Regions from separate parts of the Homo sapiens genome. Here region 2 is linked to region 1. A link is a loop called in an ENCODE intact Hi-C map of the cell type or tissue named here. Cell type or tissue: gastrocnemius medialis. All regions are shown on one strand. Links, peaks and the distances in the headings refer to the core of each region. The heading gives the core; the rest is flanking DNA. Region 1 overlaps UNC13B (unc-13 homolog B). Region 2 overlaps UNC13B (unc-13 homolog B).

Region 1 (2,912 bases), core at 294-2,793:
ATTGGAACTGTAATTGAGTAATTGGAGCTAGAAGTAAGTTCTGGCTTTCAAATAAGTTGGGAGCATGGATCGGGGACACTATTAGAAGGATCTGGGAAAATGTACTAAGTCACCAGGTACTGACTTAGGGTGCCAGGCTAAAACAGGTGAAGTAGCTCAGCCTCACAGAAGGATAGGGTCAGTCTTGATAGCCAGTGGATGAATACAACCCAGAAGAACCACACATTTCAGAGAGAAGTAATTAGAGGGAAAAGTAAAGCTTCCAGGAGCCAGCAGCTCAGAGACCACTTCAGATCTCAGAGGAAGGAAGCCCAGAACTTACAAGAGTCTGCAAGAGTCAGAATAAAGTTAAACTTGAGGGAGAAAAAAAGACTCTGGGATGGACTGAGAATTCCCCTACTCAACCCCTGAACTGTGCATGAATTTAGGTTTACTTTCTTCAACATCATTATTGTTGCCATTTCTGTTCAATTCAGGTATGTCTCATCTTGCCCAGGGGTCTCTTTCCATCCACATATCTCACATGGTCCACATGGTTCATACTCCACAACTCACTCACCCTTGAGAACATCAAGTACTTTGTCCTGAGTGCTTTTCCACCACCATCATGAAGGAAAACTGAGGCTCCAAAGAGCCACTGACAGCTGGCCCCACCTGATCCTGAACCTCTTACCAGCTGGTACTGGCGGCTGTATAAGTCGTGGCAGTTGTTGAAGATATATTCATATGTGGAGTTCAAACAGGCCTTCACACAATCCTTTACCACCTGGCTGGCTCTTGGAGGGCTTTGCAGTTCTTGTACCTGCCAATTAAAAGAAGAAATATGGGCCCAAGGACCTGCTCACCTGGGTGGGATATTCTCCTAGCACTACCCCAAACCTACTCTAGATTCTTTCATCCCTGTCTGGGTCCCTAGACTTTTCCCTGTGATGAAATTGCCAGGATAGTTGACAGGGAAAACTTCCACCCCATCCTCATGGATCCATAGTCTATGTGCTCTCTCAGAAGTAACCCAGGGAACAGGTACACAGAAATGTAAGCTTAGAGGTGATGAATCCTGTAGCCTCAGACTCTGCCCAATGATTCTCATTCTTCACGTTCCTGTAGCCAGGTCTCCAGCCCAGCACCACCCAAGCCCCAGTCCATTTCTTACCTTCATTCTGAAGAAAGTAATGCTGGTCAGCAAATCCACTGTGGATTTTAAGTCCTGAAGCCGTTCAGGACTCCCAGCAGGGAAATTATTCTGTTGCAAATCAAGCAAATGTAAGAAAGGAACAGAGGACTATGAAAACCTTCCCTGCCAAAAGTGATGATATCAAAAGCTTCCCTAATTGTTACCTACTGGGTTTTTCTCTAGTTGAGCTGGCCAAAAACACTGTAAAGTTACAGGTCTCCTTCTCTTTTTTCTATTGATGCAAACAGGCTCTTGCCAAAAGCAGGGGTTAATACTCCCCACCCTAGAAAGTGACACATCCTCCTCCAGCCCTACTTCCCATGCAATGTATAAGCACTTGTACAAAGGAACACACAGGCACACACAAACTTACACACATGCTTTTTTCTTGGATGAAGATTCTTACACACCAACAGTGAGTTCTTCGAAAATTACAATCTAACTGTATATCCTGGAATATAAGTGGAGCCACACTACAGACCAAACTGAGGTCCAGGACCTGTACTTTTTGTACAATAGAACCCAGCTCTTCTACTGTTCTGCAGCCAGCAGATGGCAGATCTCTGAGCAGAACTGCTTTTGGAGTGAGTTCCTTAGGAATTTCCAGCCATCCTTACTTCATTCACTTTGGCACGAGTCTTAGGAGGGAGCTGCTATGAAGAGCTGAAGGGAGATGCTGAGCCTGTCTTCACATTAATGGTCAGTTTTTAAACCTTCAAATGGCTACTTATATGCCAAATATAAGATATACAGTCAGCTGTCCATTATTTGTGCAAATGGAGGGCACTTGAGTGCAGACAATTAAAACCTCATTTCTTTTTGACTTTAAGGTTGTTTTTATACTTACTTTTTAATGTGCATATATTGCCTGTTCTGAAAATTCACACACTTTAAAGCAAGTAATGAAGCCATTTCTAAGATCTAACATAGGAGGAACTAAGAAACTGCCCATTTCCTTATCCTGTCCCGTCCCAGTAACCATCCTCCTACTATACCTATTTCCTCCCTTTATACTAGGAATGGACATGCTCTCTGATACAGATTACTTGCAAAAGCCAAGCTACTCTCTGTCCCCTAGCCAGATTCTCACACCTCCGCTGGAAAACGAGGAGAGTATGGAAAAATGCAAAAAAGAAATGTAATTAGGTATCTAATTTTTTAAAAGGATACTCCTGGAAGAGATTATCCTCAGGAAACTCCCTAATGAGAATGTCACCAGAGAGTTTAGTAGAGTGTTAAGAATGAGGTTGGAAAGACAACTGTCTATAAAAACTAACCATACCTGCTGCTATTTATACACCACATGGTCCCTGGAGTTAAAAGAACCACAGGTGTCAGTAGCATTGGCCATTTGGGTGGATGTGATGACACAGACCAGTTTTCCCTGGCCTCAATCTTTATAGCCAAGATTGGCCTACAGTCTCTCTGGGACCGTGCTTGATATCTATTATCCTGCCCACAGCCGTGTCTTCACTCACCCTGTATGTAGAGAGGTCGATCCTCAGTGAGTTGTGTAGCTGGTCCAGCAGTTTTACAAATCTCTCTTTCTGAGGGTGAGAAACAAATAAAGGGGAAGAAAAAGAGAACCTGTGTCTGAGTCCCCTAAACTATAACAGAAACAGAACCACCCCTGGATGAGTAGAAAGAGTCGGGAGGCATTGGGTTGGAGACACATCCCTGCCCATGGGAAGAACAACAAACAGTGTAACGGAAAAAATGAGATAGAAAGTCCCTGTTC
Region 2 (2,912 bases), core at 318-2,817, 73 kb after region 1:
AAGGTGACACTGCTCAAGGCAAGACTGCCAAATGTCTAAAATAAAATGGTTTGTACTCATGCCTACACTTATTTAGTGATTCAGGCTACTAAAACAGCATAGTACTTGAATATCCAATGTGAAAACAATTCCTCTCTAAAACGATAACTCCTTTTAGCTTCTCATCTGTTCCCTCTTTTATTTATTTATTTATTTATTTATTTATTTATTTATTTATTTATTTATTTTGAGACAGGGTCTCACCCTGTTGCCTCGGCTGAAGTGCTGTGGCATGATCACGGCTCACTGCAGCCTTAATCTCCTGGGCTCAGGCAATCCTCCCACCTCAGCCTTCCAAATAGCTGGGACTACAGGTGCGTGCCACCACACCCAGCTAATTTCTGTACTTTTTGTAGAGACGATGTTTCGCCATGTTGCCCAGGCTTGTCTTGAACTCCTGAGCACAAGCAATCTGCTCACCTCGGCCTCCCAAAGTGCTGGGATTACAGGCGTGAGCCACTGCGCCTCATCTGTTCCTTCTTTTCCTTCTTTTTCATTTACCCAATGAGCAGCATAGTACTGAATACTCAATGTGAAAATAATTCATCTCTAAAATGACAATTCCTTTTAGCTTTTCATCTGTTCCCTCTTTTCCTACTCGTTTTTGTCATTTACCCAATGTGGTAGCTCCCTGGAACAGTCTGGGATCAGGACTCTAGAGGCAATGGCGAGAGCCCTGAGTCAATACGTAGTATAGAAACCATGCAGAGAGGGGTGGAATAAGCCTTTCAACCCCTCTCACTGCACTTCTTAAAACGATCAGTTCCCTTGGGGCTTTTGCATAGCATCCTTAGGGCAGAATTTTGTTCCTGCAAACCCTTCCTGCTCCACTAAGTATTTTAGAAGGCTTACCCATTCCTTTTTACATGAAAAGTGCCAAGAAAGAAAAGAAAAAAAACACACAGCCCTTTTACTGCCATGATCTGGTTCCTTGAGCTGCTTCTAGAACAACCTCAGTAAAATGAACAATACACATAACAAAATACCTTTGAGACAGAAACACTACCCTGCATTAGAACAACTCATTATCCACATTATTAACTAGAATAGTGGTTAATTCTTGGCAACAATGTTTCTCCTTTCTCTCTTTGAGGTCTACAGCCAATTCAGCAGACAAGTGTCCACCATCTAGACATGTTAAAATATATGGTCGTTTCTGATGCCAACTAAATGTGTCAACTGTTGTAAAACATTTGTGGGCACTTCTGGCCAAGGTAGAACTGGGTTTCACTCTCACAGCTAGGACCTGAGAGGACACAACCAGTAGAGAAGGACAAGGACTTGTGCTGGGCACTTCTGCTTCTCCACCAGGAACTCTGCCCTGATAACAGTGACTGCCAAGTCTAAGGTCTATGGAGAGCCAGAGTCAGTTTTTCAGTGAGTCATCAACCCAATAAGAAGCCTGGTCCACAGCTCACCTCCTGGATGTCCCATCTATTAGATGAGCTACCAGAGATGACCAAAAACCAAAAAAGGGAAGAAGAGAGAAAATAAGTTAATATCTTCAGAAAGGTTTGCGACTCATCTATTAATCCAGTGGTAAAGTAGAAGCACCAGTCACTCCCTAATTTTTACCATGTAATCTGCATTCAGTGCTCTGGTGTTTCAGTGAGAGGCTTTATTATTAGATCTTGAAATTTGAAACTCTAAGTCACACCCATCCCTTATCACTCTACCCCAGTGGGCAACTGTCCCCGCCAGGGGAAATCTGTCAGGAGACAGTTTTAATTGTCACAACTGAGGGTTGCAAGGATTGCTACTGGCATCTAGTGTGTAGAGGCCAGTGATGCTATTAAACATCCTATAATATACACAACAAAGAATAATCTGGCCCAAAATGTCACGAGTGCCGAGACTGAGAACTCTGGCTCTGCTCCAACCTATCAGCTAGTCTAACCGATTTAGCTCAGTAATAACATTCAGACTCTGTACTCAGCTTCATTATGAGATGTTAAAGAGGATACATTTTAAATTTTTCTTCCTATGGATACCAATTGGCAGACACATTGCTAGGCCCTGAGGAGGCTGAGGGGTGGGTTAAATCTGACTTCTAGATCAATTCTTTCTTAACTCTGTCCTGGGTTTCTCAGCCAGGGAAAAACAAAACAAAATGTTCACCAAAAAAGTTACAACAGAAATCACTGTTATTTTCCAATGGGATTTTCCCTAAGTTCCTCCTAATTGCCTGGTATTTTCAGGCTGATTTCTGATCCTCTAGCCCATACCAGCAGAATAGGTACCAGGTCACTGTTCTGAGTACTTCAACACACATACACATATACCTGTACATAAGTACATGCACACACACTGACCCTGACCAACCCCTTTGAACAAGTTTGGGCCAGAGGTCAAAGTAGCATTCTTAATAGGTTAGGAAGTCAGCCAAAGTACCTACCACAGCCCCAGTGGATGAAATAACCTGGCTCAAGTCAGTTCCTGACTCAGAGGCTGCCATATACAAGGTCAACTAGTAAGCTATGAACTGCAGACTCAAGAAGCCCTGGTACACTGCAGCTCACTAACTACAAAGAACCCAAGTGCTGGCTGGGTGCAGTGGCACACCGCTGTAATCCCAGCACTTTGGGAGTCTGAGGCAGGTGGATTGCTTGAGCTCAGGAGTTCAAGACCAGCCTGGGCAACATGGTGAAACCTTGTCTCTATAAACATACAATTAGCCAGGTGTGGTGGTGCACACCTAGTAGTCCCAGCTACTCAGGAAGCTGAGGTGGGAGAATTGCTTGAGACCAGGCTGTTGAGGCTGCAGTGAGCCAAGATCGTGCCAGCCTGGACAACAGAGTGAGACCCTATCTCAAAAGCAAACAAACAAAAACCCAAATATTCTTCAGAGATCTCCAAAATGTCTTGGAAAGTGC

Evidence for each region. Hi-C counts contacts between places; a loop is a spot of excess contacts. Peaks named below come from ENCODE experiments on the same cell type or tissue, not always from the same donor. Only the 100,000 strongest peaks of a DNase experiment are listed, where the experiment ranks them.
Region 2: a loop joins it to region 1, with 1.9 times the contacts of the local background. A loop is called at or near these places in 3 of 110 quality-filtered maps.

The regions. Positions count from the first base shown.
Region 1 is chr9:35,384,055-35,386,966 of GRCh38, reverse strand. UNC13B (unc-13 homolog B) reads right to left here. Exons shown (of 40, transcript NM_001371189.2): 22 at 2,653-2,721; 23 at 1,154-1,243; 24 at 674-802. Among named protein-coding and RNA genes, the nearest start is that of RUSC2, 100 kb to the left of the region's middle. In gastrocnemius medialis, for the core only: a CTCF peak has its summit at 1,747 (motif pointing right); no DNase peak of the experiment used is centred there.
Region 2 is chr9:35,310,941-35,313,852 of GRCh38, reverse strand. All of the region lies in intron 10 of UNC13B (unc-13 homolog B), which reads right to left. Among named protein-coding and RNA genes, the nearest start is that of UNC13B, 150 kb to the right of the region's middle. In gastrocnemius medialis, for the core only: no CTCF peak of the experiment used is centred there; DNase peaks (open chromatin) are centred at 1,385 and 1,737; H3K27ac peaks cover 2,500 bases.